4 separate regions of the Homo sapiens genome follow, and all the other regions are linked to region 2. The links are chromatin contacts, found by Hi-C or POLR2A ChIA-PET in ENCODE. All regions are on one chromosome and are shown on one strand. Each heading gives the region's core, a stretch centred on a gene start or an enhancer-like site at or near the end of the contact. The rest is flanking DNA. Distances are from core to core; before and after follow the strand shown.

The links. A loop is a pair of places that touch in the nucleus more often than their neighbours do. ChIA-PET counts read pairs that join two places held with the same protein, here RNA polymerase II (POLR2A). Pooled maps may share reads with other maps.
Region 1: a loop to region 2 is called in a map of GM12878, with 16 times the contacts of the local background. The contact joins two enhancer-like sites. A Hi-C loop is called at or near these places in 3 of 168 maps with a recorded cell type or tissue (CD4-positive, alpha-beta memory T cell, GM12878 and naive thymus-derived CD4-positive, alpha-beta T cell), 6 of 37 single-sample maps with no recorded cell type and 16 of 50 pooled maps. POLR2A ChIA-PET finds 5 or more read pairs at or near these places in 2 of 52 experiments (H1 and activated CD4-positive, alpha-beta memory T cell).
Region 3: a loop to region 2 is called in a pooled map, with 4 times the contacts of the local background. The contact joins two enhancer-like sites. A Hi-C loop is called at or near these places in 1 of 37 single-sample maps with no recorded cell type and 5 of 50 pooled maps. POLR2A ChIA-PET finds 5 or more read pairs at or near these places in 2 of 52 experiments (B cell and PC-9).
Region 4: a pooled map shows a loop between it and region 2 (5-fold over the local background). The contact joins two enhancer-like sites. A Hi-C loop is called at or near these places in 1 of 168 maps with a recorded cell type or tissue (Caco-2) and 7 of 50 pooled maps. POLR2A ChIA-PET finds 5 or more read pairs at or near these places in 1 of 52 experiments (GM12878).

The regions. Positions count from the first base shown.
Region 1 is chr2:43,130,816-43,133,844 of GRCh38, forward strand. It overlaps LOC105374570 (a long non-coding RNA gene), which reads left to right. Exons shown (of 3, transcript XR_940018.3): 3 at 239-1,559. Among named protein-coding and RNA genes, the nearest start is that of LINC02580, 30 kb to the left of the region's middle. RefSeq lists enhancers at 299-358, 2,457-3,029, 3,004-3,029 and a silencer at 849-898. Within about 2 kb of position 1,281, at least 16 of the 41 ENCODE cell types and tissues checked have a DNase peak (open chromatin) inside an H3K27ac peak, as active enhancers do.
Region 2 is chr2:43,424,943-43,427,937 of GRCh38, forward strand. The region is part of intron 28 of THADA (THADA armadillo repeat containing); the gene reads right to left. Among named protein-coding and RNA genes, the nearest start is that of THADA, 170 kb to the right of the region's middle. RefSeq lists enhancers at 1,036-1,115, 1,154-2,353, 1,508-1,597, 1,618-1,677. Within about 2 kb of position 1,694, at least 24 of the 41 ENCODE cell types and tissues checked have a DNase peak (open chromatin) inside an H3K27ac peak, as active enhancers do.
Region 3 is chr2:42,945,425-42,948,238 of GRCh38, forward strand. All of the region lies in intron 1 of LOC112268413 (a long non-coding RNA gene), which reads left to right. Among named protein-coding and RNA genes, the nearest start is that of LINC01819, 93 kb to the right of the region's middle. RefSeq lists an enhancer at 127-926. Within about 2 kb of position 1,552, at least 10 of the 41 ENCODE cell types and tissues checked have a DNase peak (open chromatin) inside an H3K27ac peak, as active enhancers do.
Region 4 is chr2:43,157,202-43,160,213 of GRCh38, forward strand. No RefSeq gene overlaps it. Among named protein-coding and RNA genes, the nearest start is that of LINC02580, 56 kb to the left of the region's middle. RefSeq lists an enhancer at 573-1,091 and silencers at 1,306-1,501, 1,349-1,418. Within about 2 kb of position 1,415, at least 35 of the 41 ENCODE cell types and tissues checked have a DNase peak (open chromatin) inside an H3K27ac peak, as active enhancers do.

The DNA of each region.
Region 1 (3,029 bases), core at 31-2,530, 290 kb before region 2:
TGTCCAACAGGAAACCCCCTCTGCACAAGGAGAGAGGGAATGAGCACAGAGTAGAGGTGCCATGTGTTTCCCAGGGCTTCACTGCAGACAGCATCTCCTGGGAGGTAAACTGAGGCCCCTGTGTGCAAAGCAAGAAACTAGGGCAAGCCCCTTGGGGCTAAAGGTCAAGGAACTGAAGGTTCCAATTTACCTGCCCTGGTAGTTTCTGGCAAGAGACCTCCACCGCCTTCCCTTCCAGGATATGCCAGGCTGCAGGCTACAGTGCCGAGAAGGAGAAGACGGAGGCGGTGGTGATGTCACCCAAGGAATTAAGTAAGCAGGGGAGCTGATAACATCGTCCAGCCAGGCTCACTGTGGGCAGGGTGACTCACTGAAGACGGCCTGCGATCGCCAGGTGATTGTTGTTGTGCCCAGCCTGTGGGGCTGGGGAGGAGGAAGGGGGGCAGGCCACAGAGCTGTGACAAGTTCCTCACCGAGGCCCCTGCTCAGGGGAGAGACCTCAGTACACAGTGTCCTCCACCTCTGAGCCCGGGGCTGGCTCAGGAAACAGCCCCCCTCTGCCTGTGCGATTATCTTTGTCCACAGTGTTTGGTGTGTGTTTGTGGGGTGTGTCAGGTGATTTTCCTGCCCGAAGCCTGCTGGGTGCTCCAGGTACTAGCGATTGCTCACAGCAGAGCAGTAGCCCCCTCCCTGGTTGGACAACTGTCTGTGGAGACAACACCGGATGGCAAACTGCTAACCGCAACCACGTGGCGTCCTTACAGAGGGAACAGCCTGTTCCTCCCGCTGAGGGCACCTGCAGACCTGCCCCATTCATGGCTCCCTTCTCCCTCAGTCCCTGCTGAGGGGATGGTCCCTTCCCACCCTTAAGGGCACCATGGACTGTTGTCCAAGTTGAGAACTGTCCAACTGCAGGGGGCACCATTCACTTGGCAGTCTTCGTGCCAGATGCTATGGCTGTCCACAGTGGCCCTGCCCCTTCCCTTTTGTAAATTACTTCTCAGTTCCCTCCTCCACCAGAATTATCACACCAAACTTTCCCCCATGTATGCTTGCTTCTTTATCACCTGACACTCTCATTCATTCATTCCACAAAAAAATTGTGGCGTTTGTGCAAGGTACTATTCTAGGCAAGGGAACAAGACAGACCCTCCTGGAGCTCATGGAGTTCATATTCTAGCATGGGGGAGAACCAATAAATAAATAATTGGATACATAAAACTGCAAGTGACAATAAGTGCTACAAAGAAAACTAAAGCCAGCCCAGGATAGAGGGTGATAGTGCCCTACTTCAGCTAGGACTGCCAGAAAGGCTTCTCTGTGGGGAGGTGGCCTCTGAGGGGAGACCTGGAGGCAGCAAAGGAGGAAGCCTTCCCGGCAGAGCCCCTCCCATTGGCACCCAATGCCAAAAGAAGTTTCTATAACCCGTCCTGGTTCTGCCAGGAGCCTGCGGCATGGCCTGGGGCGCTCAATTCCCAGTGCAGGGTGTCTATTTCTTCCCCCAACAAACAAGAGGCCTAGTCGCATAGTCTCTTCCAGCACAAATTCACCCACCTGTCGGCTTGAGGAACATGACAGGAATCTGGGTTGGAAGGCCAACTCAGCCACCCACAAGCTGTGTCATCTTGAGCAGGTTACTCAGCCTCTCTGAGCCAGTTTTCTTTCCTATAAAATGTCAGGGAATTGTGGAGGATTAAATGAGGTTGTGGAACTGAAACCACCTGGCACAGGTGCTATCTATGAAGTGAGTGCTTCATAGATATTTTCTGGGGCTGCGCCTAGGTGAGGTGGGGCGAGGTGGGGTGAGGTGGGGCGAGGTGGGGTGAGGTGGGGCGAGGTGGGGTGAGGTGGGGCGAGGTGGGGCCTGGGGGTGCGGTGAGGAGGCGGCTTCCACTGGAGGAGCCTGGAGAAGGCAATGCTGACCCCAAGACGCAAAGCTCTGGTGGCTGCCCAGGTCTGCAGTGGCAGGGCCCGGGGAGCTGGCCCAGGCTGGGACCCTACCTCTACCCACCCCGGGCCTGTGCACTTCCCACTGACAGCAGCCGGTGGGGCGGGCAGGGAGCTACAGTGGGGCCCCCAAGAACTGTCACTCCGCGGCCTAGCTTTCAACATCCTTTGGGGCCCAAGCCACTCAGTTCAACCTCTCTTCCTTCCTCCTTCACTCAGGCTGTTTTGAGTGAGGGCCAGCCACACTCAGACTCCAGCCATGGTGCTCCCTCTCAGCTCCAAGAGCCCAAGGCAAGGAGGTGGAAGGTTAATCAGAGTCCACCCTGGTCAACACAACTTCCCTAACACCTGATGTGAGTTTAGGCATTTAGACCCTGCCGGGAACCCAGAGGAACATGCAGGTGCTCAGCAGGTGCAGGGTGCGGGCAATAACACCAATAGCAGTAATAATAACTAGCCTTCTCGGCTGCCATGGGCCAGGTGCTTTTCATCTAAGACCTTGCTTGATGTTAATCCTGAGATGTGGGCATTTTTTATCCCCTTTCATACTTGAGGAAACTGAGGCTCCAGGAAGGAGGGGTTGTGGGGTGTCGGCGGCAGGGTTTGTGGGCCTACTTCCTGCAGGACAGGAACCTTGCAAGGCACAGGGGATCTGGAGAAGCAGAATTGGAAAGACTCGGGTGGGTGGACCAGCCTGAGGCTGGGGAAGGGCCTTGCAGGGGATTCCTGTCCCACAGATGCCTGCAGGCCCAGGTGTGAGGCCCCCAGCCCCACCACCCCAGCCCAGCCCACAGCTGCTGTGTCACAACCCCTAGAGCGGCTTGGGACTCTGAGTCTCCAACAAGCTCCCAGGTGACCTGGAAGCAGCTGGCTCAGTCTGGGAGGCCAGAGCTGGGCTGCAAAGCCCTGACAAAGCCATTTCTCAGGCCCTCCTGACTTTGAGGCAGGAAATGATCATCATGGCAGCTAATATTAATTGACACCTTACCTGCACAGTAGGTGCTGTGCTAAGCACTTTGCATATGTGAACCTACTTAACTCTCACAATAGTTCTGCGAGGAAGAGAACCTGGGCACAAAGAG
Region 2 (2,995 bases), core at 444-2,943:
TTACGTCTATATCCAGAAGACAGCCTGTACTCAGATACAGCAGCTGTGGATATAGGCTCCTCATCTCTCTCAGTTGCATACATTTCAGACCCTATAGGTCCATTCCGTGTAGCTAAGTTACTGGCTACTCAAAAGGCAACCAAAAAACAAGGTTATTTTGGTATAACAGAAAGAGTACATCTAACACCCTTGACAAGCCCTGCACTCTTGGGTTCAAATTCTAGCTCTGTAACTGCCTTGCTCTCTGAACCTCAATTTCCTCAACGGGCAAATGAGGGTGATAACACCTCTTCTCAGAGTCACTGTAAGTAAAATGACCAGTTCAATACTTGGCAGAAAGACGGGGCTCAACAAAGGTTGGTCTACTTCCTACTGACTTCTCTGCTCAGAACACTTTCTTTCTTGTTTTCTGCATTCCTGGGTCAAAATCTACTTCTTAATAAATTCCTTAAACTGCCTAACCAATTTTAATAAGCTACTACTGTCTAGCTTGTTAAAATTGTATGTGTGTGTGTGTGTGTGTGTGTGTGTGTGTGTGTGTGTGTGATGGTATTAAATTTAATATCCCAAGTTTAATTTTGCTACTCAAAATGTGATCTACAGACCAGCAGCAGTGGCATTATCTGGAAGACCATTTGGAAGTCGGACTCTCAGGCCTCACCTCAGATTTACTGAAATCAGAATTTATATGATAGCCAAGTGATATGTTTACATCTTAAAGTTTTAGAAACACTGTTCTATAACACACATGGACAGTCAATAAGTCAGAGCCTAGGCTCTGTACTTAAGGAATCAAGGGTGGTGCTTCTGCTTACAGGACATTTTGCTTACAGTGACTCTCAGAAGATGTGTTATCACCCTCATTTGCAAGTTGAGGAAATTGAGGTTCAGAGAGCAAGCAAGGCAGTTACAGAGCTACAATTTGAACCCAAGAGTGCAGGGCTTGTCAAGAGTGATAGATGTGCTCTTTCTGTTACACCAAAATAACCTTGTATTTTGGTTGGTGGCACTTCTGCTGTTGGTGATGTTCTATGAATCTACTTCATAAAGCACCTTACTTACTGGAAGAAAGCAACTACAACCGCAGCATTTTCTTTCACTGGAAGAACAGACTGATTGCAAACTTCTTACTTTGTATTTTTAGAGGTTAACAAATGATGCCCTAAGTACACTGGCTTCAAAGCAATATTTAAATTTTCTATATTAATGCAATCTTTGTTTTATATAATGGATACTTTGAATATAATGAGTAGTATCAGCATTCTGATTATATGTAAACTAAGCAACATTTTGGAAAGGTACTTTCAGGTACCACTGAAAGGTACTTTCAATGTAGTAATTTATTATTTCTAGGATGCAATGAACAACAGACTGAGTAGTAAAAAGCTTCCACAAATTCAATGTTCTTAAGACAGAGCACAGGTTCTAAAGCAAATCTCTGTTTCTAATGTAAACTGCAATTCTGTGCACATGCCTTTCCTCCTTGCATCAACTTTCTGAAAACATTTCTTAGTTCTTTCCACTTATTCATGAAAGAACAATTTTTAAGGCCCCTGAAAGTAAAATTTACCACCCAAATTCCTAAAATGAATCACCAAATGCCAGATGAAGGAGACTGGTAACTTTGTATATCAGGAAACAAAAACCAGTCTGCCTGAGTCATCTCTGTGATCAAAGATAACACAGCCACAGCCAAGGCTTGGCGCAAACAAATAGCTCTGCAAGCGCATGCCAGAACCTCATGTTTAATGGTTTTCTCACATTAAAATGCATAAGTCAGCTCTGTGAAACAAGGAAGTGAAACCTAGGACACTACATACATAAGAAATACTCTCTTGAGTTTGGTTTCTTACCCTTCTGCTCCAAATCCACTTCAATTTTTGGTAGAAACACAAAAATGAAGGTACTGTTTTGTCAAGAGCTAAGCAGAAAGGTAATAGCTAACTAATATGATAGGCTTCTGAAAGGTTTCATGAGAAAATTTTAATACTTCTTGGAGGCCTACATATTTAGGCCTTTGATCCAAAATGAACAAAGTAATCAGAAGACGGCAAATGCCTGAAAAGATGTAACACAAGAAGTGGTAATAGGCTCTAAAAGAAGAGAACCCTGTTATATTATTTCATGAATACTCTATATTCATGGCTTTTTTCAGGTACTACAAACGTAAAAGAGAAGACGAGTGGGAATTCATGCCACATGGCATTACCATTTACATGCCACCCATTGCACCGGCTCGCAGACTCTTCCAGAGTGAAGAGGCAGATGTCCTGACATCCTCTCGAACCCGTGGACAGAAGATACATACCAGAACCAAGCCTGCTCCGTGCTAGCCAGGCTCAACACAGGAATAACGCAAACATGGGGCTATGTCTTTCAAAAGGAGTATCTCCTATCAACACCATCCACCTGCCTTGGAGCAGACAGGGCTCAAAGAAAACATTACTTACACAGGTTCTAATGAGATCCTGTACCCACAATATAAGCACCTTACTCTGAAACACTGGGGGCAATGGCAGGAAAACCCAGGCCTCTGCTTTCACAAGACCCCTCCCAAAGTTTGTGTGTGTGTGTGTGTGTGTGTGTGTGTGTGTATACAAGTTATATATATATACACGCACACACACAATAGTTATATACAAAAGTTTTACATATAATATATATAATAGTTATATATATAATAGTTTTTAATATATACAATAGGTTTACATATATAAAAAAATATATAATATGGCCGGGCGCGGTGGCTCATGCCTGTAATCCCAGCACTTTGGGAGAATGAGGTGGGCGGATCACAAGGTCAGGAGATCGAGACCATTCTGGCTAACACAGTGAAACCCCATCTCTACTAAAAATACAAAAAATTATCCAGGCGTGGTGGCGGGTGCCTGTAGCCCCAGCTACTCCGGAGGCTGAGGCAGAAGAATGGCGTGAACCTGGGAGGGGGAGCTTGCAGTGAGCCGAGATCGCGCCACTGCACTCCAACCCAGGCGAC
Region 3 (2,814 bases), core at 302-2,801, 480 kb before region 2:
GTGTGGGTGGACTCAGAAGCCGTAGGGACCCCACCCCTCCAGAAGGCTTCCCAAGCAACTCTCCTGTCAGCCTGGACTCCTGACTTCGATGCTTGTTCGCACATGCATGGCCACAGCTCGTTTGCTGTGCTGCACGGGGCATGCCCCCACTCACAAGGAGCCCTTCGGGGTCAGAGCCCAAACTATCTTCTAAATCCCACAGCATCTTGGAAGGTGCCCTACACATCTGTGCTGAAGGGAGCTGGGGTGGAGGCCAGGAAGAAAGGTTTGCAGGCATCGGCAGAGCCACTGAAGCTGCTCCTGTCACCAACAACCAAAGCTCTGAAAGAAAGGGGAGAAGTCCCTCCGGGGCCCCTTCCTTCATGCCCTGAGCAGCCAACCTGGCTCATACAGACCTCAGAGACCCAAGAGACATCAGAGATTAGCCAGAGCCAGTCCTTAGGCTTTCGAAAGGAGCAGCACAAACACACATAGGTGTGGGGGCATGAGGGGGGAGGAGGTGGTGGTGCTCCTGGCTGCAAGACACTAAGAGCACGGGGCCACACTGCTGGTGCTCAGCCCCAGCAGGGGCAAGGCTCAAGAGGGAAGCTGGAGTGTCCTCTTGGAGAGACCCCCACTGAATTAGATCACCTGCCTATTAATGAGGAGACCCCCTGACTGAGGACGCCAGCCTCTGACCAGTGGCTGAAACCCGTCTTCTAGGCATTAATCCAGAAGTTAGATGTACCATGAACCTTCTGGTCTTTCTTAAGAATCGTGGGATTTTTGGCCAGGCGCGGTGGCTCACGCCTGTAATGCCAACATTTTGGGAGGCCGAGGCTGGTGGATCACGCGGTCAGGAGATCGAGACCATCCTGGCTAACACGGTGAAACCCCCTTCTCTACTAAAAAACACAAAAAATTAGCTGGGCTTTGGTGGCTGGTGCCTGTAGTCCCAGCTACTTGGGATGCTGAGGCAGGAGAATGGCGTGAACCCAGGAGGCGGAGCTTGCAGTGAGCCGAGATCGCGCCACTGCACTCCAGCCTGGGCGACAAGAGTGAGACTGTCTCAAAAAAAAAAAAAAAAAAAAAAAAAAAAAGAATTGTGGGATTTTAGGGCTAGGCTGAGTTATGGTCTGAAGCTCACCTAGTCCAAGGCTGTCACCTCGCAGATAAGGAGACCAAAGCAAACGTGGAGTGAAGCTGGAGGTGGGCCTGGTCTCCTCCACAGAGGCCTTTCCTTCTTCCCCACCCTCCCCTTGGTCCTCCCTACTAGCCCCCACCATACGTTCTCTCTTTCATCCTCTCTCAGGGCTGGAATCTTTTCCCTGATAGCCCATCTTCTAAGACACAGCGGTCCCCAGATGTTACTTGAGCAGAAACAGAGCAAGCGCGGAGTGCCTGATGCCTCTGAGAACCTAATGAATGGCTCAGATGTCACGTGGCGATCTGGAGGGGAACACACATAGGACAGAAAACCAGACCCCACGGGACTGTTGAGCCCTCCAGAGTCAGACCGTGGTGTCTGAAGCAATGAAATAGGGTTAATTTGGCAAGGCTTGTCCCTGGGCACAGTTTCCCTCCCCGGCTCCAGTTTGTGCTTGCAATTCAAGTTTCTGGCACCAGATGGCAGCGTTGCTCTGTTATGAATGACTTGATGGAACAGTTTTAAAAGTCATTCATTCATTCATTCCACAAGTATTTACTGAGTGCTTTCAATGTGCCAAGCCCTTTTCTAAGTTCTTGGGATAGAGCAGTGAACTAAACACAAAAATCTGTGCCTCCTGGGAGCTTCATTCTCATGCAGGAAGACAATGAATAGATGAGAAAAACATTTGGCGCGTCAGATGATAGGTGCTATGGAGAAAAAAAATAAAGCAGATAGGGATGAAAGGAGGGCTGGAATAGGGGCATTGTGAAGTTAAAGGGGAGGTCAGAGATAATAAGATCAGGGAAACAGAGCTGCGCAGAGCAATGGAGGCTCTAGGCAGTGGGCGAAGCAGAGAATGTTTACATGGGAAGGGGCTTTAGAGGTGGCTTTGTTACATTTGACAGTTGGGGACACTGAGGCCCAGAGAGCTCAGTCTCAGCTGAAAAATCTGCCTCAATTGAAATGACCTGCCCAAGTGAAAAATCTGGAGGCAGGCAGCCTAGAGTTTCAGGTCCACCACATCCTACCCCGCTGCCCCTGCCACCTCCTAAACCCACCTCAGTCCTCCCGCAATGCAGCAGGACTAGGAACTCACCAAACTCTGTTTGCTTTTCTTTCTGGACACATTTTCTAGCCTGCCTTGCTATTACCATGTGCAGCTACCAAGTTCTGGCCAATGGCTATTGGGCAGGAGTAAGGTACATCTATTCCAGGCCTGGCCTCCAACAGTTCCTGTATCATCTTCCACGTACCACCTCCACTCCTTCCCCATCAGTGCAACTACAAGCACAAGACTCCAGAACTCTAGGGAATGAGGATGTTGCTAAAATAAGGGGGCCCTCTATGACTGCATGGAGATGAATACCCCATCACCATGCTTTGGACTGTGGTGTGACTGAGTTTGGTATGTTGAGCTATTGGGAGGTGGGGGTTGTTTGTTACAGCAGCTTTCTTACCCTAACTAATACACCCACCATCACTGAACCCAACTGAATGCATAGCCCGCCCAGCCTCAGCTCCCAACACTATATGGAGGACATCTGATGCTTCTGCCAACCCTTTCTCTCTTTGCCTGCTCTGAAGCCCATGTAGTCCAATGCCATTACCTCACAGATAAGGAAACCAAAGCAAATATAGCTGGTCATAGCTCCCTTTATATTCCAGGAGCCAAACCAGTTCTTGGT
Region 4 (3,012 bases), core at 165-2,664, 270 kb before region 2:
CAACATGGTGAGATTCCCATCTCTACAGAAAATTCATGCCTGTGGTCCCAGCTGAGGTGGGAGAATCACTTGAGCCCAGGAGGTTGAGGCTGCAGTGAGCTGTGTTCGCACCACTGCACTCCAGCTGGGTGACAGAGTGAGACCCTGTCTCAAAAAAGAAAAAGAAAAAGTAATATTACTTGCACCAGGCAGCCTTTGGCATTAGGGGCATGGACATGTGACATTCCAGGTCCCTTCCAGCCCTGTGTCTCACTCGCGCGCACACTCCTACCTGCCTCATCCTGATGTTGCCCATTGCATCCCTGTGACCTCCCGGTTCCTCCACAGCCAGGCATTGGCTCGTGGGAACTCGGTGCTCTCGGGTTTGGGTCCCAGTAGATTCTGGAACATCCCACCCCACGCCTGTCCTTCCCTGCCACCCCTGCTCCGCCCCAGGCCAGCATTCCTGGAAAGTTCAAAGGCACTTGGTTCAGGGGAGATGTTTCCACACAGCTTCTGTAGCTGGAACTGGGCTAGGCAGAGAGGGGGCCCACCCACAGCCCCACAGGGACTGCATCTTGAGACCAGAAAACTTGGAGTGGCCCTGGGGGAGCAGTGCTGTTCCCATTCTCTGTGGCAGGGGCCTTGGCAGGTGCAAGACCCAGAGTGTCCCCCCACAACCTGAGGGGGCTGCTTCTGGACACAGAGAGCTCAGGCCTCAAATGCATCTTTTCACTAGCCTTCCTGGGTCCTGCCCATTCCTAGAGACGGAGTTCACTATGCTCCTAGCCATGTGCTGGGTGCGGGGCGAGCCCCAGATGGCTCATCGCCACGAGGTGCAGGCACAGCCTCTCCATGAGCCATCAGGAACTCGGGGTTGCATCAAATCCCCAAAGACTTTACTGGGCCCACGCTAGGCATCAGCCTGGGATTCTCCTCCCAGGTCTCCACCAGCTGCTGAGCACAGCGGAGGTGGGGAGGCAAGAGCATGTCCTATCCTGCCTCCTGGCCCCCAGCCCCAGTAACACAGAACTAGGGTGCCTATTGTTTCAATGGCAGAAATCCCCCTCCCCTCCGACCCCTGCCCCCTGCAGCACTGCTCCCCATCACTGGGCTAAACGAATGACCCGCCACTCAGCAGGTGACGACTTACTCCTCCTTGGCCGGCCCTTCAGCTCCTCCTCCTCACCCATCCTGACTCAGAGGCCTGTCAGCTGCCACTGCCCCCGAGGCCTGGCAGATTTGGGTGGGAAGGAGCTATCTGGGTGCCAGGACCTGAGGGGCTGGCCATGCCCTCACTCCTTACTGACCTGACCTTTAGCAGGGCCTCTGAGCATTCTCTGATCTAGAAATGCCACATGTACACGCATGTGTGTGCACACACACACAAACACCCACACACTCACACCCAGCCGCTCTATGACCTGATGAAACAGTCTGGGTGCAGGGCTGAGGCAGGCCAGGGAGGAGAGTTAGACTGAGCAAAAGCAGGATGTGTGTGGAGCAGCCTCCTGGCCTCTCTCCCGCAGAGGCACTTCCTGGTACTGGAGGGCAAAGCGGCCCGGGGTTGGGAAAGAGACCGGTGCTGCTTGCTCCCTCTCCAGAACAGGCATTAATTCTGGCTGCCCCTTGGTATTGGCCTCCAACTTTATAGTTCTCTCCCTTTCTTTCTCTCTCTCTCTCCTACACACACCCCTCTAGACTCCTCCCCTGCACCTCCTCAAAATTTCTCACCCACCCTCACCCCACAGAAGGAGCATCAAAGCCCCACATAGCCTCTGGCCTCTCTCAACACCTAGGAGTTGAGATCAGGCCCTTGTGGCCCAGTCTTGGGGACTTCCCCCTACCAGGGTTGGCCCTCTTGGGTCCACGCCTCTTTGGCTAGACTTCTGATCGCTCTGGCGGCCACTCCGCAGTTTCACCACGCCTGCTCCTGCCTGCAACACACAGAAGTTGGCAGTGACTCTGCACTGCTCCCAGCACCCCGGATGGCTCAGGGCTGTGGCATTTTGTTTTCTTTCGTTTTTCGCCTTCATGTCTGTGCTGTTCACTGTGCCTGAAATCCCCTCCCCGCTAACCCTCCTGCCCATAGCGTCAGTGGCCCACATGTCAGCACCCAGCACTTACCACTAGCGAGGCTGTGTCCTATCCTCCTGACCATGCCAATGAAAAAAGTCCCATTAATTATACCCACTGTTGGCCGGGTGCGATGGCTCTCACCTGTAATCCCAGCACTTTGGGAGGCCGAGGCAGAAGGATCACTTGAGCTCAGGAGTTCAAGACCAGCCTGGGCAACATGGCAAGCCCCATCTCTACAAACAATGCAAAAATTAGCCGGGTGTGGTGGCGTGCACCTGTAGTCCCAGTCCCAGCTACTTGGGAGGCTGAGGTGGGAGGATCACTGGAGCCCTGGAGGTGGAGGTTGCTGTGAGCTGAGATCACGCCACTGCACTCCAGCCTGGGCAACTGAGGGACCTTGTCTCAAAAAAAAAAAAAAAAAAAAGATACCATTGTTCAGAGGAGGAAGCTGAGCTGACAGAGGTCAAGGAAGATGCATTTCTACCCAGCTTTCAAGATTCACTTTGGACATCACCTTCCTCAGACTCTGCCTTCTCCTCTTCACCGCCCCACTACGCCCCAGGCAGGAGAAACTGCTCCCAGCCTAGAGCCACTGCCCGTTGTAGTGACTTCTGTTTGAGGCTGAGACCTCAGCCCCCAGGTCCTGATTTGTGCCCTCCTCCCTCAGTTTTGGGGCCTGTGAGAGTGGGTGGCTGGGCCTGGGGCTGAGTCACTGCCTAGCCTTGCCTGCCCAGCCCCGAACCAGGCAAGCCTCGGTGCAGGTGACCCTGCTGCCCAGAGAAGTGGGCGGCAGGAAGAATGGTCAGGCCCTCCTCCTTTTTCTCCTCCCTCCTACTCACCCACCTCCTGGCCACTTTCCTCCCTTTTTTTTCTTTTTTTGAGATGGAGTCTCACTCTGTCGCCCACACTGCAGTGCAGTGGCACAATCTTGGCTCACTGCAACCTCTGCCTCCC